Regions from separate parts of the Mus musculus genome. Here all the other regions are linked to region 3. The links are chromatin loops, found by intact Hi-C in ENCODE. Cell type or tissue: left cerebral cortex. All regions are shown on one strand.

Evidence for each region. Hi-C counts contacts between places; a loop is a spot of excess contacts. Peaks named below come from ENCODE experiments on the same cell type or tissue, not always from the same donor. Only the 100,000 strongest peaks of a DNase experiment are listed, where the experiment ranks them.
Region 1: it touches region 3 in a loop (23-fold over the local background); 3 of 42 quality-filtered maps call a loop at or near these places.
Region 2: a loop joins it to region 3, with 11 times the contacts of the local background. A loop is called at or near these places in 2 of 42 quality-filtered maps.
Region 4: a loop joins it to region 3, with 21 times the contacts of the local background. A loop is called at or near these places in 2 of 42 quality-filtered maps.
Region 5: it touches region 3 in a loop (9-fold over the local background); 3 of 42 quality-filtered maps call a loop at or near these places.
Region 6: a loop joins it to region 3, with 13 times the contacts of the local background. A loop is called at or near these places in 2 of 42 quality-filtered maps.

Annotation. Positions count from the first base shown.
Region 1 is chr12:6,814,724-6,819,723 of GRCm38, forward strand. No RefSeq gene overlaps it. Among named protein-coding and RNA genes, the nearest start is that of Gm51970, 360 kb to the left of the region's middle. In left cerebral cortex, a CTCF peak has its summit at 1,974; DNase peaks (open chromatin) are centred at 111 and 1,515; H3K27ac peaks cover 534 bases.
Region 2 is chr12:5,752,118-5,757,117 of GRCm38, forward strand. The region is part of intron 2 of Gm9548 (a long non-coding RNA gene); the gene reads left to right. Among named protein-coding and RNA genes, the nearest start is that of Gm9548, 14 kb to the left of the region's middle. In left cerebral cortex, no CTCF peak of the experiment used is centred here; DNase peaks (open chromatin) are centred at 2,275 and 3,404.
Region 3 is chr12:6,635,740-6,640,739 of GRCm38, forward strand. No RefSeq gene overlaps it. Among named protein-coding and RNA genes, the nearest start is that of Gm51970, 180 kb to the left of the region's middle. In left cerebral cortex, a CTCF peak has its summit at 2,643; DNase peaks (open chromatin) are centred at 2,369, 3,191, 3,413 and 4,121; H3K27ac peaks cover 3,353 bases.
Region 4 is chr12:6,209,205-6,214,204 of GRCm38, forward strand. No RefSeq gene overlaps it. Among named protein-coding and RNA genes, the nearest start is that of Gm32631, 78 kb to the left of the region's middle. In left cerebral cortex, no CTCF peak of the experiment used is centred here; a DNase peak (open chromatin) is centred at 2,291; H3K27ac peaks cover 589 bases.
Region 5 is chr12:6,577,930-6,582,929 of GRCm38, forward strand. No RefSeq gene overlaps it. Among named protein-coding and RNA genes, the nearest start is that of Gm51970, 120 kb to the left of the region's middle. In left cerebral cortex, no CTCF peak of the experiment used is centred here; DNase peaks (open chromatin) are centred at 468 and 2,412; H3K27ac peaks cover 1,700 bases.
Region 6 is chr12:7,419,080-7,424,079 of GRCm38, forward strand. No RefSeq gene overlaps it. Among named protein-coding and RNA genes, the nearest start is that of 1700101O22Rik, 41 kb to the left of the region's middle. In left cerebral cortex, no CTCF peak of the experiment used is centred here; DNase peaks (open chromatin) are centred at 63, 2,449, 2,983, 3,239 and 1 more place; H3K27ac peaks cover 2,395 bases.

The sequences.
Region 1 (5,000 bases), 180 kb after region 3:
ATATTATGTAAACAAATGGAGCCTGATCAATTGCAGAGATGGCAGTCACTATGCCTGCAAAGGTGACAGGTGACATTTCCTGCTGTTCTTTCAAATAAATGAATTAGGTGCAGAAGTCAGGAGCCTTTAGCAGCTGCAGCCAGTGTTTATATAATGCTTATAGGATGCTGACTAGTGCCACCGTGACTTCAAAATGTCCAGTTATTGTTTCTTCCAAAATGGGCATACTGTTTCTTCTATTATGACTCCATAGTACTAAGCATGCAAAGGTAGTTATACAACCAAGTTATATCTTCATCCTGTTCTTCTAATTAACAACAGACAAGTGATCTCTGAGTCCTTTAAGATATAGGGATTCTACTCAGTACTTTAGTTAACTCGGATGTATGAAACTAAGGTTATCACAGTACTTTTAGGAACCACTAATTCACTAGACAAGGTATTTATTTTGAATTTTGAATAAAATATGACTTAAATTTTAAACTTTTAATTTATTATTAAACAGTGAATATTCAGAATGTAGGAAAAGTTAGGTATGTGGAGTAAAATTATTGAAAATTATGTATGTAGCATTGAGTTGCCAAAAGGTTGATGAAGGAGACTTAATTATAGAGAAGCAGAAAAGAACAAAGCCGCTTCAGTCAACACTGCAGAGGCATCTTTTGAAAAGTAAAGAGATCCTCAAATTAACTGATGAATTTTAGACTTCTCTGTAAGTCCTCAAGATGAAGAAGTTAGCTGTGAAATTGTGTCTCCTAGTAACATCAGAACAGGATGCGTTAATTTGCTTAACATGAAGTGTAGGGAGTTAACTTATTTTTTTTTTTATGATTTTAGATGAGATTGAAGTTTTTCAGACAGAAAGACAGGTTTTACAGGAAAGCACTAAAAAAGATAACTTTCTGAGATTATTTTGATTTTTGTTAAATAGGAGATTATAAGGTTAGGTTTGCTCAAGTACTTGGAATAAAGGATGATTAGAAGACATGTTCCTCAGGTAGACATTTCATAATTTGATATGGTTACATTATCACTAAATCTAAAATGCACAGACCCATATAGCATCATAAATACATATATGTGCTTTCACACACATATACACTTATACACAGACAATTACACATACATACATACACATACCCATAAGCTTATCCATCCATATATACACATATACATAGAGACACATTCAAATGAATTCACCCATTCCCCCCAAACACACACAGACACGCATTCACATACATATATTTAGATGTGAAGAGACATCCTAGAAAATGGAAACTTCCTTCTTAAGCCAAGTTATAGTAGTTTGTTAAGTAAAAGTGATTCATTATTCTTATCTTATGCACTGCCATCTGGTGTACTTGTACTTTTTTGTGAATTTAGAAAAAGGAATTCAAACACAGACATTAACTAGACCCACAAGTAATTATTGACATATTAAGCAGCTTCTGAAGACAGGTTTGAACACATGGATTCCAACAGGATTTCCAACGATTGATTGCCCTAAGATTTTCTCGTTGAGAAAAATATTTTGTGATACTATTGTGTAACAATTTGGCAAAGTGTTTCTCTGTACATCTGCTTGCATACTTTTATAAAATGGCATGTTACAAAAGTAGTTTTATGATTCATATCCATTCCTTTCTTTTGATGTGTTCCATGTTTTATTAATGAGGAAGGAATCCTCATAATGAGAAATGTCTCAGTTCTGAAAATATCTAGGATGTTTGGCCTTGCAAGTCTCAGGAGTCTTCAGAATTTGAGGGTTTATGGATAAAAGAATGTTAACCCTGTGGCTGGGACTCATGTGTCAACTGGACATTCAGAGACTCTTCCATCATTTGTCCGGAGAGATGATCCTGATTTCAGGAGTAAATACTTTCCAGTTTACATAGTCTAATCTTGGGCAATACACCTTTATATTTAACCTAAACAGAAAACCCTGCTGGCACTATGCTCTGGAGGAGTTTGCAATTCTAGCTGCTTTCCACTAGGGGAGAATTTGAATTTTTACTACACTTACCCACAAATCATTGATTCTCTTTAAGCATGATTCTTAAAACAGAATTCAAATTTGCAATTATAGACAATGCCGGGGGGGGGGGGGGAGGCTTGTTACAGTCATCACTCTAGTGTGCTAATATAAATACAACAATGATTCCTAGCTCCCTTCATCTAATCATTGCTTTATATGGCTGAAATTTATTGAGAGAGAGTTGATATTAAAATGTTGCTTTATTTTGTTTTGTGTGTGTGCAAATCTTGCTATAGAGCAGTTCTTTCTTCTTGAGCTCTTTTATTATTTGTTTGCTTTTAAGATAGACTATCAACATAAAGATCTGCTAACCTGGACATTACTATATAGATTAGCTGCCCTCAAATACACAGATATCTGCCTGCCTTTATCTCATTGATGTTTTCATTAAAGGCAGCATGATCTAGTTTTGGCTTTGAACTCTCAATCCTCCTTCCTCCCTAATACCTGCAACATCAGACATTTCCCCTTATGCCATTGGTTATCTTAAAAGGAGATGAAAGACAGATTTTGGTAGTTAATTTCTTTTGTACATTCAAATATTTATTCTGAAACCATATTCATCTCTTTTTTAATTAATTAATTAATTAATTTTTAGATATATTCTTTTTTTTTTTTTGAGCCAAGAGGTGCAAGTGGGTGGATGGGGGAGTGGGTGTGGGTGTGGGAGGGTGTGGGGGACATTTGGGATAGCATTGGAAATGTAAATGAAACAAATACCTAATAATAAAAAATAATTAAATGACAAAAAAGATATTTTCTTTATATACATTTCAAATGCAATCCCGAAAGTTCCGTATTCTCACCCTCTGCCCTGCTGCCCTACCCACCCACTCCTTCTTCTTGGCCCTGGCATTCCCTTGTATTGGGCCATATAAAGTTTGTAAGACCAAGGGGCCTCTCTTCCCAGTGATGGCCGACTAGGCCATCTTCTGCTACATATGCAGCTAGAGATACGAGCTATGGGGGTACTGGTTAGTTCATAATGTTGTTCCACCTATAGGGTTGCAGACCTCTTCAGCTCCTTGGGTGCTTTCTCTAGCTTCTCCATTGGGAGCACTGTGTTCCATCCAATAGCTGACTGTGAGCATCCACTTCTGTATTTGCCAGGCACTGGCACAGCCTCATATGAGACAGCTACAACAGGGTCCCTTCAGCAAAATCTTTCTGGCATTGTACAATAGTGTCTGGGTTTGGTGGCTGACTATGGGATGGATCCCCAGGTGGGGTAGTCTCTGGATAGTCCATCCTTTCGTCTTAGCTCCAAACTTTTGCTCTGTAACTCCTTTCATGGGTATTTTGTTCCCAATCTAAGGAGGAATGAAGTATCCACCCATTGGTCTTCCCTCTTCTTGATTCTCTTGTGTTTTGCCAATTGCATCTTGGGTGTTCTATGTTTCTGGGTTAATATCCACTTATCAGTGAGGGCATAACTAGTGGCTTCTTTTGTGACTGGGTTACCGCATCTCTTATTCATTACATTCTTAGTTATTATCTGTTTCCAATCTGAAATATGTCTTTATCCAGTACTCAGCTATTCTGATTAAACACAAAATAGTTTTACTTAAGGATAACAATAAGTGACAATATAAAATTTAAATAAATAACCCGGGCAGTAATGGCACATGCCTGTAATCCCAGCAGTTGGAAGGCAGAGGCAGGTGGATTTCTGAGTTCGAGGCCAGCCTGGTCTACAGAGTGAGTTTGAGGACAGCCAGGAATGCACAGAGAAACCCTGTCTAAAATAAATAAATAAATAAATAAATAAATATCTGAGTTATCACAATGATCTTATACATATAACCGTTCTCTTTGTTTGTTTTTTTTTTTCAGCCAAAACTACTTTATAAATTATTTATTGTTTTCATAGTGTTATTTTCTAATTTGACTTTCAAACACGAGCAGAAGACATTTAATAACATCAGCATAAAATTTATAAAAATAAGGTTATTTAAGGTCATTTTCTTCCATATTTTCTACTACGAGTCATTTCTACAATATTCTTATAGATAATTTTGAATGGATTTTTCAATAACTCCAGTCTTCTAATTTTGAAACAAAACATATGGGTATCTGAAGAAAATCTTAAATACAATTAAGCTGAAATTCATTTTGAGAGTAATTTATTATATCCTGGCTGTGTACCCTTAACTGTACTATATTAATTGATTAGTTTTGTTTGTGTTGAACTGTACTAATTTTTAGGATATCTACTATTTGATCTGTAATCATTCTTGGGATATCCACCGTTCTCAGATACTGTCTTGAGACCACCCAAAAGGCTTACAATCCCAGCTCAGCAATGGCTTTCTAAGCCCAGTAACCATGATCTCTGGTCAGTTCTTAACTCTAGTGAGTGAGGCACTTTCTCGTGTATCTCATACTCTTGCCCTTGCATATTCCTTGTTTGTTTTCTATACATTTGGCAGTCGAGCCTCCATAGTTCCTCCATAAAGCCTTTATAAACCATGAAGAATGAAGTGAATAGATGGATGTGATGCCCAGTGCTATAGAAGACTCCTGCCACAATGGACACTCATCTCTCTACTTCACCATCCATTTTTGTTCACTCACTGGACTACCACTAACTCAATTTCCAGTAGTCACAATGCTGTGAATCCAGCATGTGTGACTCTTGGTCCTCATGGGATGTGATAGTTGCTGAACCTACGCTTTTGTACTTGAAATAGAGTAGGCATTATTAGGAGATACCTAACTGTATTCAAAGGACTCTTCTAGAAAATTGTGGGGGTGGATGTGCATGTACATTCCTGTGCATGTGTGTTTTTGTGTGCATTCATGTATAGTATGCCCCAAATGAGTAAGAGGGAGTGACCCCTAACTTATAAACTGCATATGACTTTAATGGTCTCCCATTTATTTGGCACTTCTCTAATGCTACTGAAATTGGTAAAGTGACACATTGCATCATTATGTGAGTCACTTTTTATCACTATAATAAAAA
Region 2 (5,000 bases), 880 kb before region 3:
AAGGATGAGCCTGCATTTGTTACTTAAGCAGCAGCAGAGGACAGTGCCATTGTGTGTGATAAAGAAGAATGAGGAGGGGCGGGGGAAGGGGAGTACTCCCTTTTAGACATGTCAATTGAGATCCTGCGAAGCATCCAAATGGATGTGTCAAGGAAGCGATTGGATAAATGAGCCTGCAGCTTACATGAGATCTGGGTGGGAGATAGGAATTTGGAGATGCCAATGTATAGATGACACAAAGTCAGGGGAGATGGATGAGGCTGCCTTAGGCAAGAGTGAGATGAGAAACGGAGTGCAAATGGCTCAATGGAACTTAACAATTTAGAAGTAGTACAATAATACTGTGTAACTCAAGTAATAAATGATAATTCAAACAGCTAGCCATAACTGGGGACTTACTTTTGTGGTAGGCAGCCTCTAAATTATACTGTATGCTTATTCTTTGAGTTTTATGACAGCCATGTGAAGGAAGCTAAGTGGTGAGAGATGAAATATTTTGCTTTGCTACAGTTAGTAGATGCTGGTGGGGTATGATCCACCAGTCTTTAAAGCTCCCTCCCCTCTTTTGTCTTTGGGAAGCCAGGAATACCACAGCCTGAGTGACTTGGTAGGAGGAAGACTCTGAGTTTAACATTAAAGGAGCTAAGAGGAAACTGTTCAAATATGGAAGAGGTGTCAACATGGTCAGACGTATCATCAAGATTAAAGATGGCATTAAAGAAAAAACCATTCAGTAGAGATGTGGGATGATATCAGCAGACACTAACTGGCATGCATGACTTTGAGAGAAGTCAAGCAGAGACACACAGATGGTCCCCAATTGTCCCATAGAATGGAATACTTACTCTCCAGGGTAGATAGAAAATTTGGGGCAAGTATAGTTAAAGTGCCTATCACTTTGCTTAGCGTATAATAGAAGTGCAATATATGTCAACAGTTCTAATTCATGTCTGGGTTGATCTTGAGGTAACAAAGCTCTGGATGTTGGTATTGCATGAGTGTGAATATACTGGCTCAGTATCTGGCCTGCTAGCTTTTGTATGTGCAGGCACAATGTCAATGAGCCAATACACAATAAATATAGCAAGTACTGTACCTTCTGGGTGAGCGCTACAGAATGGAAGGCATGCGTAGTATAGGTGGGAAGGAAGGCTTCCTGTGACCTGAAACGGCAAATGGGGAGGGCTAGAAAGGAGGATGTGGAGAAGAGATCTTAGGGCTTTCATAGGTGATGCATTTGACTAGAAAAGAGATGGAGTCTCTTATTGCTGTTTTTGTTCTTTCACAAAGAACAAGGGAGACTAGACTGGCTTTGTCCTTGGGTTGATAGATTTTATCCAAAGCTCCCAGTCCCGTCCCTTCCTCTCCACACTTAGATGCCCACCCCCTACCACCCCTCCACCAGGGCTGAAAGCAGTTTCTCTACTGAGCAGAAAATGTCTCTTTACCCCTCTTCACCGCTGCAACTCGTCCTGAAGGCTGGTGGGAAGGATCCAGGGACCTTGGTGTGATCCGAGGTCATCTGGAGAGGCTCCTACAGAAGAGACCTTGTGCTCAGAGTTAGAAAACGGGCAGCACTGGGGGCAGTTTTCTAAATTCCTGAGTGCTCCCAAAACCCTTCCCAAGAAAGCAGCTGAACAGGGACCTCCCTTGTCCTAGGACACTGCCTCAGGCTGCTGCTGAAGGGAGGCCAACTCAACTCGTCTCTGCCCCTGGAGTTGTACAGTGTTGGTGACTTGAGAAAAGATGTGTATCTTTATATCCTCCTCATATATATCCTTCTCTAGGGTCAAAGGTCCCTGGTGTAGTTTTGCTGAGGCCCTTGACCTGTGTCCTGAATAAAGTCCTGAGGGATAATGGAACAGTATCTGGCATGTTGTGGTGGACTGGAAGACGGGTGTAAGTGCCCTCTGGCACTGGGTTGGGCCACCTGATGCATGGATAACCAGATTTGACTGCAAAATCCAGAGTCATCTGGGGTGCTTTGTGGCTGTCTGAGTCATTTGGAACCTGCCCCAGTTTTTTCTGATATTAGCACATTGCTCTTCAGTAAGTATCCCTTTTCACACAATTTATATAAAGCCTTCTGCAAACATGTAGAGTGCCCTTGCTAATTTCTGCAGTCACTGAGTGCTGTGTGTAGGTTTTGGAGGAGGTAAAACAAGGTAATCCTGAGACCAATTGTGCAAAATGTGAAGGAAGCAAATGCATTAGTCAGCGTTCTACCAAGGGATGAAGTTGATAGAATGAATATATATCACAAAGGGAACTTTTTAGATTGGCTTGCAGGATGCCAGCTAGGCAGTTCAACACAGAAGAGAGTTCAGTAGCGCTCAGTCCATCCTGCTGGGTACTTCCAGCCTGGCACTGAAGCCCAGGGCTTATTAGGGGGTCACGGCTCTTTCGTCCATGTTTTACAGAGGCCGAAAAGTCTGGATCTTAATGTAGGTGAAGTGTGGAAGATGAGCATCAGCAGAGAAGACAACCTTGGAGACAGCCAGGAGTGGAAGTTCACAGGCTAAAATCATCCCCTGCTCTTCCCTCCGGCCTCATTAGATCTAGGCCATAGCCAGAGCTACTGCCTCCCCTGGGGCATGGTCATCCTTAGTCCTAACTCAGTCACTCTTTCCAGGGAGCACTGTCAAGGACCCACCCAGCAGTGTGTCTCTTAGTTGATTCCATGTGCAGACAAGCTGACAACCAAGATCAGCGTCTTCTGTCTTCTCCCTAAGCCTGTAGGCAGCTCAGTCTCTACCTTGTACTCCAGAGCCTGCTTCCCACCTAATCCCATCTGTCGTTTAAACTCCAGGGTGACTTCCACATCTGCTAGTAATCCTTCGTAATTCTTCTTCTTGTACAATCCATTTATTATTATAACTGAGGCAAAACTCCCACCATGTGAAATGTATTAGTCAGGGCTCAACCATTAAAAATAGATTAGTGATGTTTAGAACATTCGCAATGTTATATAACTACTACTTTTGCCCTGTTCCATAATAAATATTGTTATCATCCTTGACAATAAACATTTAGTATATACTCTCTACTTTCCATTTTTTTGGCTCCTAGCAACAAAAAGAATGCCCCACTCTCTCTATGAACTTACCTAGTCTGTATATTTACAAGACATACAGTGGCTTTTTGTGTTTCATGTGTTTCACTTAGAGAAATGGTTAGGGGGTATTCAGGTGTCTTATTAGATCATATAATGACTATTTTTCTTTTACTGGCAAAGTAATATGCCATTATATGGATATACTACAATATATTCATTCATTCATTCATTCATTCATTCATTCATGTGAGGATGGACATTGAGCTAGTTTTACCTTCTGGTTATTGTGCTGCTCTGAATGCTTATGTATCATCTCTTCCTCTCTGCCCAACCCCGTTTTGGGCAAGTGCATCCTGAAGAGTAGAATCACTGACTCATATGGTAAGTCTATGTTTAGTTTTTTAGGAACCACTGTGTCTTACACTGTGACTATGACATTTTCCCTTTCTCAACAGAAAGCCTTACTTATTTTATTTCATGCTTCTCCTTTGCAAAGGAAATGATTGTATCCTATGTCCATACTAGATGCTCTGTGAGTTACCTGTACAGTTTTACCCAGCCTTAAACCGTATAACTTCTAATATACTACCTTATTATTTGTTCATTTATTCATAGCTGCACTGAGTTGTCAGCAGTACATTTTTATAACTAATAATTCTAGCTCTGGATTAAAATACATGGATCCAAGTTCTAGATTTGTATATTTGCTGGCATATGAGTTATTCTGAGAAGCAGGTTGAGATGGAATCTATACTAGTTTGGCCTCACCCTGACCTTCTATGTCAGTGGTTCACAACCTTTCTAATGTTGTGACCCTTTAATACAATTCTTCATGTTGTGGTGACCTCCAACCATAAAATTATTTCATTGCTACTTCATAACTGTAATTTTGCTACTGTTATAAATCATGACATAAATATCTGATATTCAGGATATCTGATATGGGACCCCCGTGAAAGGGTTGTTGAACCTCCAAAGGGGTTGTAACCTGAATCCTGATCATTATTATATATTCCATTACTCTTTTTTAATCCCTATTTTCCTTTAGACATCTGTTTCTGCCTTTTTTTGTCCCATGAGTCTGACTTACGTCACATAGCATAATGATCTATAGTTCCATTCATTTCCCCATGAGCATCATAATTCCATTCTTCGTTTCTGTTGAATGAAAATTCCCTTGCACGTGTATACCACAGTTACTTTATCTCTTCAGCTCTTGGCGGGCATCTTGGCTGGTTCCTTATCTTGGTTATTGTAAATAGTGCTGCAATAAACATCAATGTGCAAGTGTTTCTGTGTTACGTTGTCTTAGAATTCTTCAGACACATGTTCATTAGTCATATAGGTGGTCACACGATAGCTTTACTTTTAGGTTTTTGAGCAATTCCCATATTGCTTCCCAAAGTAGTTGCCTGTGACTCTTTGTTACAGTTCCTCATGTTATGGCGAGCCTCCAACAGTAATACTATTTCATTGCTACTTTATAACTGTAATTTTCTGGTTGTTAGAGGGGTTTGTGGTAGATAGATGTCAAGGGAGTCTTGCAACCCATACCCCTACCTGCACAGCACTACACAGATTCCTGTTCAAATCAAGCTACCCTTTATGTCAGTTTCATAGCTCCTGATTGGCCCCCTCGCTGCTCCCTGTATGGGGGCCAAACACCTGCTGGAATTAGAGTCAGTGATGTTATGGAGCCTGAGCTGGTTTTAGGTGCAAGTGTTGTAAGCTAACCCTATTGTCTGAATGAACGTTTCGGGGAAACCTCTATTTATCTTCTTGTGCTTATGTGTGGTTGGAGTTGCATATGATTAAAATCAGACACATCATGGCAAAGGATTGGTGCTGTGAACAAAGGCTTATCTAATCCTGGTGTGTCAATCCTAACAGAAAACCACCTGTCCTCACTACTACCAACCATCTCTGCCTCCATCTGGACCACGAA
Region 3 (5,000 bases):
GGAAAGACATTTAATACAGGTTCCTTCTTTTCAAATGACTGTAAATGCCCTGTTGTAATTTCTGTCACTGATTGGAGCATGTGAAATCAACTTTGTGGAATTTAAAGTTCTGCCCTTTCATAAGGCACTTACAGAGGCATTAATTCAAGGAACTTTCACATGCAGTTTTGAAGTGCTCCAATGTTACCCACATGAGTTTGTTGGCTGCCTCCAGGAACCCAGGGCTGAAAAAAAATATGATTGAGGATAAGGATTGTGAAAAGTTAAAAGGCTGTCCCTCAATCACTGTCAGCAGATTCTCTTTCCTAAAGTTTAGTAATTAATTAAAATTCTATATTTTATTAGATATTTTCTTTATTTACATTACAAATGCTATCTGGAGATTTCCCTATAACCTTCCCATGCCCTGCTCCCCTACCCACCCACTACTACTTCTTGGACCTGGTGTTTACCCTGTACTGGGGCATATTGTTTGCAAGACCAATGGTCCTCTCTTCCCAATGATGGCCTACTAGACCATCTTCTGCTACATATGCAGCTAGAGACATGAACTCTGGGGGTACTGGTTAGTTTATAATGTTGTTCCACCTATGGGGTTGCAGACCCCTTCAGCTCCTTGGGTATTTTCTCTAGCTCCTCCATTGGGGGCCCTGTGTTCCATCCTATAGATGACTGTGAACATCCACTTCTGTATTTGCCAGGCACTGGCATAGCCTCACTTGAGTCACCTCCTGCATCATTCTTGTGGGTTCCCAGATTGTGGGTGGGTACCTGCCACTATTTTCAGCTTGGTGTTTATTTTACTTAGCTTCTTTTCATGATCAAGTTTTACTAATGTCAAGGAAGGAGAATCTGAACAGAATAGAAAAATATGATAATAACATAAATATCTCAACTGCAGTACATACTGGAGGGCTGACCCTCTCTAGTGTGCTATAGATTACTATAAACTTCAAATTAATGGTGATTGAAGAAACTGAGAGTTATTAACAGTATTTGGATTGAGGCAAAGATAATTATAGTAAAATTATATACTGCAAATACTAATTGTATTAATGATTTTAACTTTAATAATTGTTTTCAAAGTGTTTTAGAAATTGATTTTCTATAGGTAAACTAATACTGATCATAATGATAATAATAGCTACCATCAATGGGGTGTATACTATAAATCAGGAACTCTGCTAACTTTTTATATACCCTAAGTTAACTAAAGAAAAACACTTTGGTTATGTGAAGGATGTATATGCCAAGAAGCTCACTAGAGGTGAGAATTAGCTGAAGAAATTGTTCATTCAAATTCAAGATTTTTGGACTTCCTACTATGGAGATGGCACATCTGCCAAGTGTCCTAAGAACTTAGGGACACATTTTCTGTGACAGACAATGAATAATGAATACTTCTGTGACCTTCTGTGTAGAAGTTCATTTCCTCAAGCAGAAGCAAGAGGCTCAGAAAACCTACAACCTCTGTCAGCGATCCTTGTCTGAAATGGAGCATGGAAACTCCAATACTAGCTATTTCTGCCTTGGCTAGTGTCTGTCAGATTGGAGTCCATCACCAGTGTCATAAACTATCAAGGGCAATGCTGAATACTGGCATATATATATGGAATAGTTTATATAAGTAAGCATAAGATATAGAGTTCTGATTTACTGTTTTTGTACTTCCTTTGAAGATACTATATCTTAAATCCAACAACTAATAATGCGGCTATTATTTATTGAGCATTTAGAATGAACCAGACAAGCACTTATATACTGTAAAATTTGCATAAGTTGGCATTACCACTCACATTTTGCTTGTGAAGACGTTATAGCTTTTGGAGGCTCCTTTACTTTCCCATTTCTGTACAATCAGTGTGGAATTTAGCTGCATAACTAGTTATAGTTTGTTAGATGTAAATTATTAATTTTTTAAATATTTAATTTGGTCTATGCCACATTATGTGTCATTTTTAATTGAATAGAGTTGTTCAGACCTGTAAGAGTATGTTTGTGTGTGTGTGTGTGTGTGTTTGTGTGTGTGTGTGTGTGCATCTATATACACCCAGACCTGTAAGATCCTTTGCATTGAGAGCTCACAGAAGTAGGGAAGCCCTTGTCACAACATCATTCAGTGCTATGCCTTTAATTAGCACATGCTTTGATGATGTTCATAACATGCGGTGATTTCTTGTTTCTGTTCTGCTTCTTGTCAACATTCATCAGTATCTTTCCTTTTTCTACTTCAGGAAGCCTGCTGTTTTGGAAGGGGAAATCCATGCATCTGACTTCAGTTTCTTCCTTTGCTTTTGTTGCGTCTTCTTGCACTTGAGCACAGCCAGCTGCTCCAGAATTTTGAAGACTCCAAAGCCCTTCTGTCTTTTGAACTAAAAATCCTCCCTTCTCCATTTACGCTGTGAGTCACCATCCTCTCCCAATTGAGGACTTGTAAAAAGCTAATGGTAAGAAGGAGCATTTACATAATGTTAGAGCCACTACTGAGTTGTTATTCCACTCAGCCTTTTCATACCCAGGATGTGGATGGGCGAAAACATTTAAAACCAGCAAACACATTAACATCATCATATATGTTAATACCACATTTTAACTACTAAACCAAAGCAAGGTTATTTCTTAAGCCCCCTAGAGGTAATTTTCAAAAAGTAGCCTTTTTTCCTCCTCCTAAGATACTTCAAGCATCTAAGCTACTACTTTTTCACAGAAATAGGTCAAGACAGCCTAATGTGCTTGCACATTTATTTAAATGCAGTTGTGAAATCCAAATGAGATCCTAAGCAAGATCGCTGGCCAGTTCATTACTTGCTACTGTCTTTTGGAATGCATCACTTTTTTTTTTTTTTTTTTTTTTTTTGGTTGTTGTTGTTTTCTGTTTGGTTTATGGGATGGTAGCTTGCAGTTGGCAAAGCAAATGAGAGGAACACCCAAAGTTAAACGTGAGAATAAAATACAAGAAAAACATAGTAATGACTAATAAGATGTAAATGCCAAGAAATTTTCCTGTCTTTTAAATTAGACATCTGTGCCCTATTTTTACATGCTCATCACCATAAGCGCGTTAACATGTTTTCCCCAATCTGTCAGCACAGACATATTCTGGAGGCCTTGAAGCTTTAACACCTTCGCTGCTACAGAAATGCCCTGGCAGCCACTTTTAGGGAACATCTGCTGAATGCAAGAGATGTGTGAGGCAGGCACAGCCATGAGTGCTTTGTCAGAGCCCCTGGCAAGGTGCCTCTTCTCTGATATAAAGAAGGGGTATGTTTCTGGGTCGAGTCTGCAAGAAGATCAGCTTTGGGAAACACCACATCTCCCCAATAGTCCTACTTGTCATATGGATTTGCCAGTTCAGAACTTGGCCTGCCTGCTGTCTGCACAAGAGGAGAACAGATGAAGGGCTGTCTCGAAAATGAGCTGCCTCAAACCCACACATGTTTGCACAGCTTGCAAAGTGACAAGAGCGTGGGCTGGTCCTTTCTACAGAGAAACAGTTGGGATGAGGGGCTTCACATGTGACCACGGGAGATGCTGACATTCAGGGTCCCAGGAAGCTTTCCATGAAATATCAGAAGTGAGAGGCAGCTTTGCTCGTGAAGGGAAGCCACATTCAATATGTCTTGTGCTTCTTACATGGCTATGCATAGCACTTCCTTAGCAAGCTCATCTGCTCTGATCTTAGAGTCCATTCCTCTTTCCACTCTGGAAAGGATTTGTCTTTTAATAGTGAGAGATGGGCTTAGAAGCCAAATCCCTTGGGGGGGGGGCAAAGAAATGATGACCAGACATAGAAATAGAACATCTGATAAATTGTTCTGGAAAGCAGCATATGCAGAGACTGGCCTACAGGCTGTGAGAGAGACATGTTCGAGAGGGGAGGCAGACTCTGCAGGGTGGACTAAGCTAAGGGCACTGAGGTCCAGTATTCCTGGTTGCATTGTGCAGAGTGGAACCCAAATACATGTACTATATAAAATGTGTCTGCACATTATTATACATTTGACATCATCTCTATTAATTGCTTTATCTCCCAAACATTTCTGTACATTGTTTTCACTTACAGATGAAGGATCTGAGGTTGTGAATGAAGCAGCTTAAGAGAGATGCACACTCTGTATTTGAATCTAAATGGAATTTGGACTCAAGCAGACCCAGGTCTCACATCACAGCCATTTGTCCCATAATCCTGAGCATGTGACTTGAGCTCTGTCTACCCAGTTTCTGCACATAGGCTATAAAAGGTAATGAAAAGTATGCATTCATTTTCACATCCCCTTGAAAAATAAAAAGGTTAAAGAACTTAACCGAGTTTATACAACTGTTAAGAGGCCAGCCCAGGAATATATAACACAATTCTCAACCCACAGCATCTGCTGATTGCTCCCCAAGATGAAACAATGACAAAAGAGCTACCTCCACAGGTCTCCCAGGCTCAAGTCCTTTATTTGCTTTTATACTAACATCTTCACAAAACAAGACTGGACCAATAGCCACAAGGAGATTTTTACAACCAAATCCTGGCCAAGGACAACATCAACATAGATCAAGAAAATGGGAGATCCCAATGAGGCCTGGAAATAAAACAGCATAATTTATGGGAATGAAACAGCCATTTCTATAGACATTAGGCTTACAATGTGATCTGTACTTGTCCCAAGATATGACTAACATGACAGTCCAAGATGCCTTCCCCAAAGCACTTGGTCAACCCAACCTACTTTCTTCTCAGTTCTGGAAGCCCTTGCATATGAGTATTCATTCATTTAAAGAAAAACAAGTATTTTTTTAATTAGGTATTTTCTTCATTTACATTTCTAATGCTACCCCCAAAAGTCCCCCATACCCTTACCCTAACTCACCTACACACCCACTCCCATTTCTTGGCCCTGGTGTTCTCCTGTACTGAGGCATATAAAGTTGCAAGACCAATGGGCCTCTCTTTCCAATGATGGCCTACTAGGCCATCTTTTGCAGCTAGAGATACAAGCTCTTGGGGGGGG
Region 4 (5,000 bases), 430 kb before region 3:
ATACTTTCTTTACTCCACAGAATATTTTAATGGTTTATCAATGTTATGTGTGGATCAGCAGTTGAGAGTTTGCATTTTGTTCTTTATAAAATACACTTTATTAAAAATACTATTTATAAAAAAAATCAAGGGAATTACCTTCTGTCCTAAAATTAAGATGAGAATAAATAAATCCAATACTGGAAAGGAAGAATTGGCTGCATCAGAAGTCCATCTTTTTGTTGGACTCTGTCACACATGAAAGGAAAATGAATTGGGTTGATAATTTATTAGTTTTCCCTTTTGATCCTACTCAGCATAGTGTTAGACACTCGGGGTTGATGCCATGTGGAGAGCGCACTTCTCACCAGTGATCACAAACCTGCCCTTCTAGTAGGATCCTAGATGGGATTGGTTATGAGGATGAAGCCTAGACGGCACACTTGGCTTCCAAGCCTTTGAGAGTAAGCCTTGATTTCACTGATGGGCATCCACTCCGTTCTGATTCTAATTGCTTTACAGAGGAATAGAAAGGTAATTTGGTATGATGACACCTGAGAGCTGGTGTGTTTTCTGGAATACCAGTAATACATTCAAGTGGGCTAACATGAAAATGTCAGAATATTTAGTCTTTGCTCCAGTGTCTCTTAGCATCATTTCCAACTCATTGTTAAGTAAGAGATTTGGAGACACTGTTCTCTCTGTGAGCTGACAGTGCCTCCAATGGTTACCCCATTCATTCTCTATTTCTCATAATGTCATTTATTAATTCATTCATCCAACAAATGCTTTGGGGCGGGATAAGATACCTAAACTGTAACACTTCCTGCTTTCTTTCCACAGTTGTACCTGGTACTCAATTTTAAGACTATATTGAACTCATATCCTCTAGAAATAGTTCCCACTTCTGCATTTCTGAAGGTCTTGCTTTCCTTTTTGATGTTAGATACCATGTCCTTATCCTGATTTATACCTTTTCTTAAAAAGGCAATGATTTTCCGTGTAAATCTCAGTGTGATAACATTTTAGTCTCTAAAGAGCTATAAGAGATCATCAGATTATAAATGGTGGAAATGCCAACTATTCAGATTAAGTGTGACTCATTCTTGCAGAGGTCCATGCAAACATGGGTCTATTGCATTTGTCCTTGTATGTGATGAGGTCAAGCATCAGCAGGTGGTGCATGTGGTGGAATAAACTTTCTCGAGTACAGGTAGACAGAAAGCAGAGGCACAGATGGAGTGGGGTGGGTGGTAAGGTCAGAGCAAGATTCAGCACTTAGAAAATCACTCTTTCTCAGTAGGACTTCTGAGTTTGCAATAGCTCTGGGCTAACCCTTTATCACAGGATGTGGTAGGGAACATTTCAGATTCAACTGTAACCATAGATATTAATATGATATTAGCTCAAGCACTCTTATGCTGTGAGTTTTCTGGGTAAATGCATTTGCTCTAGATGCTGTGTCAGAGTTGCTCTGCAAGTGGGGGAAGGCATGAAAAAAAGCTGAGAAGGGTGGAGTCTTGGAGTTTTCTCAAGTCCATCAGGTCCCAGGAGAAATTCTGAGGTAGTAGCATTCAAGGGTGTGGAATGGACTTCCATGTAATACTGGCTTGTCTCCTGGAGTACTTCCCTTAACACTTTCATTTCTCACAAGGTGAATTCAAACTGTTTGTCACCTACATACCCCACAGGTCCTTCTCAGAAATTGCATGTGTTAATGGCTGCTAAGTGCTTTGACCTTCTCCCATAGAAAGTGCTGCAAGACTAGAAAATATTATTATTATCATTTCATGGACATTTTAGTTCCCTCTTGTTCATTTCATTTCCCCCTTTAATCTTGAGTGCATTAAAATGGCTAAATAAAAAGTATTTTGAGTAAATAAAGATACCCATGATTTTTTTAAAAAGTTCTTTATTATATATTGATGCAAATCATTGCCTTCTTCTGACTTCCCACATAAACTGCTATGGCTAAACAGCTCTGTAATGATATTGCTACTTGGCTATAATTTAGAATGCTATAAAGATTATTTAGCACAAAGAAGTATTTCCAGTTAAAATTTAGCAACTCCTTTCAAATAGATTTACATTAAATCCTAGACTGGATTTTAGAAACATTCAGCAAAGTAAAAAATAAAAAGTGGTTCATGTTTCCAAAAAAATATCTGCCTCTCCACTGGCTTTTCCCTCTCTGTTTTTCTTTGTAGCAAATTCTCTCCTCCCATCTCAGCCAATTCTTGTCTATATTTTTGCTTCTATCCTTTAAAGAAATGACTAAATACACCACCTACACTGTGCAAAGCAGTTCTGTGATGTCTGGCCCACTGCCATTGGGACTGAGATTCAGCGAGTTATCTTTGTTGTTACCTACCAGACACTGCATAAGCTCTTGAAGAGACAAAGGGGAGGAAGGTCTTGTTTTAAGAGTTTTGTAGTCATGGGGACCAGAGATACAGCTCCTTTTCAGAGTGCTTGTCTAGGATGGGAAAGGTCCTGTGTTCCAACCCCAACCATAAAAATAATTTACATACTGTGAAACATTCCTTGATGTTGAATACAGCAAAATGTCCCCTGGTACCATATACACTAGCATTTCATGTTAATTAAAAGTTTAAAATAACCAATAAGTGCTATGAAATTTCACTGTATGTAAAATAGAGATATGGGCATGTGTGTATGTAGGCAACAGTATGTTATTACTATGTTAAATTGGAAAGAAAAAACAAAAATGTCACAAGAGAAGGCATAAACAAGAACAGTTTGCAATGTCTGTGGAATAAAATCATATTTTTCCCCTCAACTCTCTGTACGAGTTTAGTCAAAACCTTTCTGTCTGTGAGTATCTCTTCTGTGAAGTGTGGGTAACAGTGTCTTCATCAGAGGTATTGTAAATCTTCAATGAGTTTGTGTATATAAATACTTTGCATATAAAATGTAATAAATATTCATTCATTTTATACTTATTACTTTAATTGATACTAGAAAAAGCCACATTTGTCTAGAAGTGCACACACATTTGCTATTGATGGGCTTTTAAAATAATCATTATATTTGCACTTCATAGTTAAACTTCTTCAATGTGCTTTTAAATTTTTTTTTTAGTTTGTCCTTTAACCCATTTAATCCTACTTTATTTCAGTCCATGCCATGGAACACAATACTTCATCAAAGTACTTGGATGTTCCCATGTTCTTGTATGTTACAAAGATTCCAGGCACACATAGGCAATGCTGACTGAAGACTGATAAAAAATTCCCTGTTATCCACTGTCCAATTAGATCACTTCAGGATGAGAATAGAAGTCCTTTCCCCCTGCCAATTCATTCCACTGGCCTTTAATTCCCAACATTGCTCTTAATAATATCTACAATAACCTTCATCTTGCCAAGTCTAGTGTCCAACATATACCCTCCTATTTTATGCCAGGTTTCTGGTTAGGTAGAGACTTTTTTTTGATCTCTGTAACCCATCAAGTACCCTTTTGGGGGCCATTCCAAAGCTATTAGTAGCAGCTTCCACCCACCATCACCATTGGTCATACTATCACCATAAACTGAGAAAATCCCCCAACAAGCTATCAATATTTATTACACTTACAGGTTTTCTGGGGCATATGCAATGTTTAAGACTTTAGATCGATTCATCCCAAATGAGAATGCATTTCTCATGCAAACATCCAAGCTCTGAATTAGGGCAAACAAGGGAAGTTTCTCAGCACAGAGAGGATTTCCTATGTTCTTTAAGCTTGACCCAGTGGATACTCAGCCATGCTATCTGCCTGACTACTGGCTTGGATTTGCTTTGGGTTGTGTGATAGGAATGGAAATTCAAAGGACTGGAAGAACAGTTAAAAACAACAACAACAACAAAAACAAAAACAAAACAGCATACATGAGATGATGCCCAGGTCTTGTGCAGTCTGTCCCAAGCTCTGTATGTTCATATGTGGGTCTATCCTGCCCTTTTGCATCTGGATAACACTGTTATTATCTATTGTCTATCTTTGTAATCATTTATACTTACAGTCTTCCTACCCTCTCTTTCATTTTGATTTCTAAGCTTTCTGGGGAGATGTTTGATGCAGATATCCCATATAGGATGGGTCTACACAAAGACCCATCCTAGTGGGTCTTTGTATTATTTGTCATCAAATGAATGAAGTAGCTTTTCTAATGAGAGCAAAGAGATACACTGATATATGGGTATAGCAACAAGAACCTAGGTGTCATTTTAATACTATGTCCCTGGAAGGGACTTCTCCTCTAGGGCCTAAGGCCTACCTAGCCATAGGTTTTTGGCCCTATTAATAGTACCAGGTATGAACCTTATTTCACTCAGTTTCTTCTCCATTTTGTAAGACACCAACCAGGCAGCATACACTAGCTGATATGAGGCCCCCGACATGTATACAGCAAAGGACTGCTGGGTCCTCTGTGAGAGCAGATGCACCTAACCCTCGAGAGACTTGAGGCCCCGGGGAGTAAGGAAGTCTGGTGGGGTGGGGGTGGGAAGATGAAACATCCTCTGGGAGTCAGGGGAGGAGGAATAGGATGACAAACAGTTGGAAGGCAGATCAAGATGGAAATAATGACAGGACTGTAAAAAAAAGATGAAATAATAATTATGATAATATAGTACCAGGTATGGGTTATTTCTTGTGGAATGGGCCTTCTATCAATTGGAAAGTGTTTGGTTACTCCCATGGCATCCAGCCTCCATTGGACCATAACTTTCCAGGACAGTCACTTTGTAGCTCACAGTATTAGCATCTGGGTTAGGCTAGCACTTACTTTTCTCCTCCTCTAGTGTGCATTGAACCTTCCAACCACATGAGAGCTAGCCAGTCAGACTGAGGCTTCTTAATTAGGAAGCTCAGTGCACATATGGGGAGGGGTGGACATGAGTGCCACCTCTTAGCCAAGGAGCTACAGGTATTTGAAGGTTGCTGGGAGAGAAGAGGTCGTTTTAAGGACATAACCACTCGTGTGTCAACTACTCTTACAGCAGGCCCCATATTCAAG
Region 5 (5,000 bases), 58 kb before region 3:
ATACCTGGCTTAGACTTCATTCTTATCTCACCTGTAATTGCTATAAGGACCGTATAGAAAAATGTTTATTTTATTGTAATTTTATAACCTCAAAAATGCCATCACAATGACATGTTAACAAAAATGGAAAAAGTGTAAGTACAGCTCAAGATGTTTTCATTTTTTCTAGGGAACTGGATTTTAAATATGCCAGGTCCCAATCCCCAAAGATGACAGTCTGGACTTAGCCCAGGTTGTACCCTGGACTTAGCCCAGGTTGTACCCTGGACTTAGCCCAGGTTGTACTCTGATCTAGTGAATGCTCAGCTTTGTTAAGAAACCTTGTAAAGTAGGCTCTGTATGTCAGGAAAAGCTCGACTTATCTGTTTTTACAAACCCCTCTGCAAACTCCAGAAAGAACATCCAGTCTTCTCTTAACTCAAACAAGCTCCCAACACTTCAGAGTCCCTTAGTCATTCCCAGGCTGTGCCAGCCAACCGCCTGCTTCCTGCAGCTACATGACCCATTATAACGGGCAGAACTCTCCCACCAGTTTTTTCTGTCTTCTCTCAGAAAGCAGCAGTTGCCAGTCATCTCTTCTCCTTGCCTGCCATTCCTCTTCTGTCTGTGTCCCTGAGGGCCAGCCATGGCTGACTCCGGAGATATCCGTGGCTGTACTCACTCTCTTATCCACAATACAATATTTTCCCATCTATGGCGTAGCCATCTTGGTAGTTTCTTTACTGTGGCCTCCCTTACAAACTTGCTCTTTAATCAACATTTGTGAATATAATTATGGCTGACAGGCATACATACAGCATACACTGCAAATGTATGCTTGCACTTGAGTTAAGCACTTTAGTTTAGATTTTAAGAAAATAAAGTTCACTATATGATCCTTCTTTCCCCATCTGACAGATGGAGCTTCTGTCACCTACCTTTCAACTGTGGTACACACCTTTAATCCCAGCGCTTAAGGGGCAGAGGCAAATGGCATCTCCATGAATTTGAGACCAGGATGGTCTCTACAATGAGTTCTAGGAGAGCCAGAGCAGTATACTAAGATCTTCTCTTGGACACACACACACACACACACACACACACACACACACACACACACAATCAAACTGTGGTGGGTTTTAGCAAAACTCTGTAGATTAATGTTAGCATTCTGTCTAAACTCTACCCCACAGTTACCTGGCAATAGCCAGGTGAGCCTGACCCACTATAAAAGGGGCTGCTTGCCCCACTCCCTCTCTTGTTTTTCTCTTGCTCTCTTGTTCTCTTGTTTCTCTGCTTCCCGGAATTCCCCCTTCTCTCCCCATTCCCTTCCCCCCTCTCTCTGCACTTGCTCATGGCTGATCTCTACTTTTCTACTCTCTCTCTCTCTCTCAGTCTCTCTCTCTCAGTCTCTCTCTCTCAGTCTCTCTCTCTCTCCCTCTCTCTATCTCTTCCTTTCTCTGCCTCTACTACCCTCTTAACTCCTTCCTCATGCCCTGAGTAAACTCTATATTATACCATCCTGTCTCTCAGGGGGAAGCTATGCCTTGGCTGAGACACCCCCTTTCCCCACACCTCACCACACCTCTATAGAAGATCTCTTTGTCTTTTTATAAACACATCATTAGTGCTCCAATGTTGTGTTACAATTGCAGCTTCCATGCATACAGACCACACCAGGTCAATACACATGGGGTTTATTGTGGGGGGAGGGGGCAAAGGTGGCAACAAAGACAAGGGAAAAAGAAAGAGAGGTCAGGGGTTCTGCCTTTTATTTGGATTGTGACACTTGCAGATATAGGTGGGAGGTGAGCCAAGTGGATTCTGGGAATGTAGACCAGTTGCCATGGCAGTAGGTGTGCTGATCCTTGCTGCCTATGTGTGATGTTACTGGGTTCAGAGCTGATCTGAAGTGCTGGTTCCTGACAACAACAATTAATGCCTAATTAGTTTAGATATGTAACACAGTGGCATTGAAATGATTGTAGGGGGAGGTTTTGAAATTTATCTAACTGATTTAACTGAATGATTTGAATGATTTTTTTTTCCTAGAATTTCATGGGGTGTCTCCTTAGTCACTTCAAATAGCAGTGACAGTTCGCTTTCCATGTTCCTTCGTGAGTTAAATCCAGCTTCACTCAGACAAAGACTTCCCTGAAACTCAGGTTTGCAGTTGAGATTTTGACCCACTCTATTACTGGCTGGCCCCTTCTTTTTTTAAATGAGTGCTGTGTCTGCCTTTATAAAAATTCCTTCCTGTCTGTCTCTCCTGTGGATATGCCAAACATGGACCCTCTGTTCATAGATGATCATATGAACACCCTGTCCTAACAAGTTCCTTTTCTTTCTCATGGTTAACTCTGCCCACATCCTTTCTGAAATAGATTTGTGATCTTTCTCTCCTGGCAAGGGAAGACACACTTACTATTGACTTCATCTGGCAAAGAAACATTTCAGGGCTATATTGAAGCTAAAAAGGCAGTTGTCTGGATAAATTTGGAGGCACACAGATCCTGAGGAAGCAGAGTATAGTGTCAGGAGCAGATTGTAGAGCCAGACAGCTAGGATTTGGATCTCATTGTGCCTCTCTCTAGATGTATGGTCTGGGTTGTATAAGTGGCACAATACTGCTGTGCCTTAATTTCCTCCTTTATAATATCAGAGACACAGACAATAACATGGCATATTCAAAAGGGGCCATTTGTGGGAATTTAATAAAAGGAATCTTTTATAAAGTTGTGAGTAGGCTTAAGGAAGATGAATAATGGATCACAAAGAACTCTGGCACTAAAACACTATACCCTGCTAAAGTGTGAAAGGACCATCGAAAGAGTGGCTAATAGACTCTTTGGAGAATTATAGCTGTAGGGTCAGATACCTACGGAAGTTGCAGGCTTTGGGTGGAAAATGTATCTGTTGTAAAAACACAGATGGCAGAAAGGAAGCAAGGGAAGTGAAATACTGATCCTTCTATTCTCCCATCCTCTAATATATTACCAGTACTGCTTACTGCTGGAGTGAGTAAGCCAAAGGGCATGGAGCCTAACCACTGTAATCAGGCTCGTGTGCTTGAATCATTGTAAAACATGGGAGACATGGATTCAGAGTTGCCAAGAAAGAATATTTAGCTCAGTAACAGCATCACCCTTCCAGGATTCAGCACCACTTAAATGACTTTCACCTGCAAGCACAAGGATTAGACTTTTGTTTTCTTTGCCGAAATTGTTTACTTCTCTAATAATGATGATCTCCACTAAACTTTCAAGTTAGGTGTTTCAAGATTGAATAAGCATGTGATTTTCTCATCAGCAAACTGATTTAGGATGTATGTAATGGTACTGCTGAACAAGCCGCCAGTATTGGATACACCAGTATGTGAAGACAGACCGTGACGAGTAAAAGAGCATCTGTTGGCTAAAATCTTTCAGCAAATATTTCATTAGCTTATTTAGCTAGACTGCTTTGTTGTTGTTGTTTGTTTGTTTGTTTAAAAGCAACTATTCATTTCGATATGAAGCTCTATTTAGACTACATAGTAGAATAACAGAAAGGAAACATAGAAATGGCTAGGCTCAGGGTTTCAGCTCAAAAAAGAAGGATGTGAATGGAGATTGGCTATCTTTGTTAGATACAGACTAAGCAAGAGACCTAAACACAAGCTTCCATCTATAACAATAAGTTTTCTTTGATTAAGCGTGTCATTGTAGTCAGAGAATATGCTTTGTGAATGGGACATGAGCTGATGCTGCATTTCAGTTTTAGACATTCAAGACCCCTAACTATGGAAGAAGCAAACACAAATAAAGAATTCTGCATGGAAACCAAATGTTATCATACCCCAGTTTCAGCTAAGTGATAGCAGTGTATGATATGGGCAGATGGAAGAACCTCCAGGGTCTGAGAGATGGAAAAAGTCATCTGGAGTATGCATAGAGTTAGGTGGAATCTTAGCAGGAGAGTGGAAATTTATGATAGTATTAGAAATGTATGATATTATTGGGGGAAAGGGGTATCATCTTGTGAAGTCTGGAATTGGAGAGATGTTTCAACACAAAGTCCTAGCTGTATATGCAGAAAATCTGTGTGCTATTGTCACTACACAAGTTGTATGACTCACAACCACCTATAACTCCAGGGATCCAGTGCCGCTTTCTGGCTTCTGAAGTCTTCTGCGCTAATGATATACCTACACATAAGCACATAGGCATAAACAGACCTTTAAATGTAAATGTGGTAAAACTGTGGAATCTGGATGAAAGGTCAAAAGGATCACATATTCTGTGGTAAATGAAATTAAACAATTTAATGGAAACACTTGGCAAAAAAAAAAAAATCTGGTTCTAAGGCTCTCCTAAAACATAAGATTGTGGGTAAATGGCCAGGCCAAGGACTTTTGTCATTTATTTTCTTCTCAGCCAGATGCAGCTTGAGGGGTTGATTTCACCTTGGATTTCAGATCTGAACACAAACTCATCATTTCTGAACTACCCATATTTAAATCAATGACCAGCCCAGAGAAATCCATGCATGCTAACTGGCTCATATACTCCAAGTATTATTTTCTTATTTGTTGTTTGGAATTTATTGATCTTGCTCAACTTTCTATCTACTCTCTCATAGACAAAGAAGTCAATGTAACTATATTAGAATTGATCTTGTATTCAAAAAAGCTGACCCTGAGCCAATACTAATGGATTGGGGATATAGAACCAAGGCATGGCATGAGTGCCTGTCAGCCCTGCATTGGGAATGACATCGTTTGGAGTGATGAAGTGCAAGGCAAGAGAAGCCTGCAATCTTGTAGTCAATCTGCTCCGTTAATACACATGGCACTTAAAGCCTACAACGTCAATAAGCATGGGTGAGTGCTCATGCATTGCCTCATTCTTTTGGGGAGTTGAAACTATCCTGGTTAATAATCTGAAACAGCAAAGCCAAACCTTTCAGTTTCTTTTTTTTTTTTTTCCAGCAGGAGATTTTCTCACATTTGTTCCCTTACTGTGTATAGAAGTATCAGGTGA
Region 6 (5,000 bases), 780 kb after region 3:
GTAAGACTGTGGCAAAGTTCTCCTGGGCAGCAGTTGGAGCATAGGAAGACATACTTTTCATAATCAGCCTTGCAGAATTTTTTGTATCTTCCTGTGGTATATAAAATTACCAAGGTTTTGCATATTTGTAAAGCTCCATATCACAGCTACATAGTTTCTCCTTAGAGGCCTAAAGGCAGCCCCAGGGACAGAAGGACCTAACTAGAAGATGACAAAGAAGGCAATGCTTTCTCTTGAGCAACTTTGAGGATCCAAACCCCCAGAGGCAGATGAAATACAGCTAGAGGAAATAGAATCAAGGAGACATACTGAAATTCACAGGATCACTTTCTCTACTCTCCCATGATATATCAGGAGCATGGAGCAGCAGACAGCAATGTGTGAAGTTTGTCCACTTCTGGGGAGGCCACTGTTTTCTCTATGCATTATTCTCAAGATTTGCATTCTCATTAGAGCACTTTCTTTAAAAATCAAAACAAAACAAACAAACAAAAAAACCCCAAAACTCATTTCTATAAGCCTTTTTGTGAAAAATTAGCCCAAAATGAACTCTTTGAACTCTTTTTAGGTAAACTATTCCCTACGTTGCACACCTTACCTTCACAAGTAGGTCATTTGAAACATAAATACAAAATCACAAGTCTACCTGTGATAGTTTCAATGAGAATGGCTCCAAACACTCATATGTTTTAATGCTTTGTCCCAGTTGGTGTGACTATTTGAGAAGAATTAGGAGGTAGGGACTTGCTAAAGGAGGTGAGTCTCTGGAGATTTGATTTCAAAAGCCCATATCATTTCAAGTTATTGCTCTCTCTGCCTCATGGTTGCTGTGTCAAGATGTGAGATCTTGACTTTGCTCCAGAACAATACTGAAGCACTGGCTGCCAGACACCCCACTCTCATGGTCATGGACTGAACTAACCTTCTGAAATGGTCATCCCTAATAAACATTGTTCTTTTATAAATTGCCTTTTTCGTAGTGTTTCATCACAACAACAAAAGCAACAAAAAGGAAACTGAGACACACATTTTAAAAAGTTGAATTGTCTGTAATGGCATTAAAGAAGTATAATGGGAAAAAGACATGACTGTGTGAATGGGGATATCTCTCCTCTGCTTCAGTTTCTGGAGAGAGAGAGAGAGAGAGAGAGAAAGAGAGAGAGAGAGACAGAGGGAGGAAGGGGGAGGGAGGGATGAGGGAGGAAGGGGGAAAGGGAGGGAGGGGGAGAGGGAGGGAGGGGGAGCGAGAGGGAGGGAGGGAGGGAGGGGGAGAGGGAGGGAGGGGGAGAGGGAGGGAGGAAGGGAGGGGGAGAGGGAGGGAGGAAGGGAGGGAGGGAGGGAGGGAGGGAGAGAGAGATGCAGAAATGATTTGAGTGCCCTGTGGGAGAATGAGCTCTCCGTGGTGCTGAATGCAATCCTGCTGAAGGAACATCAACCATAGACATTGAAAATTATATGAAAACTGAAAACTTAGAGATGATTTATTCTAATATTCAAAACTACTCTGGTCTCTCAGTGACTCAAGAGATACAAAACATCTTAGATTTCTGATATAGTGATAAGTTAGCTGCTTAAATCTATTTAGTGTCCTACAATTTGGGTTTTGGCTGGGATGGGAGTAAGGCATTTTATCTGTATTCACTGATAATACATAAAACTATTGTTAAGCTCTCCAGCCCAGTTACACCAATAATACTTTGAAATACATCAAACATCATCAACATCTTAACACACCATCATTAATAGACAGCTTGAATTGCTTGGTCTCTACTCTTTTTTATTACAAAGACTATATTACAAATAATAAAAAATAGTTTCTATTCTATACCATATTTCAGTTGTGAGTCCACTCTTTAATGGCCGAGCCATCTCTCCAGCCCTCCATGCTAGTTACTTTATTAATATCTTTCCTATCTCCTTTCTCTCCCTTCTCAAATTTCACATTTTTTCTATAGTCTACTGAATCACTTCTATCTAATCACCATAAATAAGAAATAACAAGTTAGTTATCTAAGGACTTTCCCCTTAGATGTTTGAGCCTTACATATATTTTTTAAATGAGCAGTATCTAGGCAGCAGTCTTATATTAATATAAGTAAAGTGTGTGTCATATCTGCAAGTTTAGATTTTATGGTGGTCACATTGAAAGACATACAAATCCAGATAAAATTAAATTTTAATACTTTATCTTCTTGAATATCAACATATAATCAGTATGTCAGTAATATTACATTTTTTAACTTGTCCATGATAGATTTTTGAAATATGTAAATTTTCTGAATGGTTCATGTGGAAAATGCCTACTTTATTGGGAAATTCAGTTATGAAGTGTGGAGTAAGAACAGAGCTGAGTCTTTTCTTGATGCAGAACAGCTCATTATTGAGAAACACCACCTCTATAGAACAGAGCAGTTTCTCTGGTTGGCTTTAACTGTCAACTTAACACAGGTTATAGTTTTCTGAGAGGAAAACCTCAATTGAGAAATTGCCTTGATGAGACTGGCCTATGAAAATACCTGTGTGGGATGGTCTCAATTGTTGATTGATGGGAATGGACACACACAAATTTGTGGCTCTATAAGGAAGCTAGCTAAATATGATCTAGAGAGTGACCAGATAACAGGCTTCTTTCATGGTTTCTACTTCAGATTTGCTGCTCTCATTTCCCTTAATCATGAACTGTGTCCTGAAAGTGTAAGCCAAGTAAGCTCTTTCTTCCCCAAGTTGCATTTTGGTCAAAATGTTTTATCTCAGCAAGGAAAAGTAATTAGAACAGTAATGCAAAATTTCCCATGACACAAGTGGTTCTGTCCTACCTTATCCTCCAACAAAAAGTTCATCTTTAACTCAAACTCCTTCAACACTTCACAGTTGGAAAAGTTCTTCACAAACACAGGTTCTGAATATGCAGCCTAAAATAAGCTACTTCAAAAGTCAGGGACTTCATATATACTCCAAAGAAACAAGAATAAATCAGCAGGGTGAGTCACAGAGAACAGGGCTAAATTCTCTGTATCCCATTTCGTTTTTGGATTTAACTAGAAGTTATCATGTTGGTGCCTGAGTTCAATCTTATAATTTAGCAAGCAGAGGCAGGTAGATCTCTGTGAATTTGAAGCTGGCCTGAACTACAGCCAGGACAACCAAAGTATATAGTGAGCTAAAAACAACAACAACAACAACAACAAGTTGTCTAACTTTAAGATGTTCCCTGAATCCTGTTCACTACCTTAGAATAGCAACTCAGCTGATGTCTCTCCCACTCAGACCTGCTGTAAGTGCTTTTCCACCAACGCCACTTTTGATATAACTGACAAAATGTAAAGGAGAACTCAGATGGCCTAGATGCTTTAGAATCTCAGGCAGGAAGAAATATGAGGGACATCTCTCTTCAGTCATTATTCTGTTTGTATAAGTCAACAAACCTTATAAGGAAAGACTTTACAGGTATTTTCTAAGCTGCCAAAGACAGTGATAATTTTTATGCACATGCACCTGCATCTGAATATATTTGTCTAAATATATGCTTGCACTTTTATATGCCCTTCTCTATGGTGCTCAGACATGAGTTGAAGCTGTTCATCTTGTACATATTTCACTGGCATTGTAACCATGACATTTTTCTGATTGATGTAATATAATAAAAAGAAGCACAAATATATTTTGACACACAAGTATATGTGTGTATTTGTATATATGTGTGTGTATACATATGTGTGCATATATATATACATGTGTGTGTATACATTTATATACATGTGTGTATGTATACATATGTGTGTATATATGTGGGCATTACATATGTATGCATGTGTATATATGTTTTATATATATATGTATTTGTATATGTTTAGAATATATATAAATATATAGTGATAATTCAGTTTCTAGCATTATTACAAAAATACCAATATAATGTAAATGGCTTTCTGTATAATTTAAACCAATTGGGTTTGTTCTGCTACATGGCACTATGCCATATAATATAAATTTTTACAAAAATCCAGAGAGTTATCTGATTTCACACATAAGGAAATTGAGTCCAGGGAACTGAAGCAGATTTGAATTTGCATCTACTATGTACATATTATGTTACTTTGGGAGTTTAGCCACTGGGCTGAAGTGTTTCTGCACTGTGTTCAGAGACAGAAGCTGCTCACTATTCTGCTGCTTCCAGTGGCCTAGACTAAGACATTTACATTTACTAACTTCAGTCTCTTCTGTTCAGGGGCTTGTCCCATGTCTCATCAGAAAGGAAGGGAACTAGCATTGCTGGGGCTATTTTCCTTCTTAGAAATCTGGGTAGCTTCATCTCAACTGCTGTGTAGATAAAGTGTATAGAACATATGAACAATAGGAAAAAGAAATATTACTTTATGACTTATTCCATGTGAAATGTCAGAGTCACAGTGCTATACTTCTTGAAGCTAATGCTAATAATATTCTTTATGTGAGTTACCTTAAGGTAGGTAATTATATCTCAGGATAAATGTTGCAGCAAGTATTTTTGAACTGTCATTTTTAAGACACCATAAGGATATAATCTAATAATCAATCATTATGCATGTGTATTCTTTAGATATATGAGCACATGTTATTTTGAATGAATTTGCATTGACTTAGGCAATTTTCTGCTATTAAAATAGGGTACACAATCTGGGTAAATTATAAATAATACATATTTATTTGAGTCTTCATCTAGAGGCCAGAGTCTAAGACCATAGTTTCACCATCTATAGGATAAGGCCATTTGTATTGTGTGAAAACATGAGAGTAGAGTAAGGAAACACAGCATGCACAAAACAGTCAAAGGATGAAATAGAATTCATGTGCAAAGAAAATTCATGCTTATAACTAGCCCACACTCTTACAATCATAGCACTCATCAGTTCATAAAGGTGGTGCCTGAAAGTTCTAAGTTTCTTCCTGAAAGTCTTACTTCTTCATTCCATTATAGTGATGAGTAAATTTAAGTGTGAGTTTTAGAAAGGACATCAGAC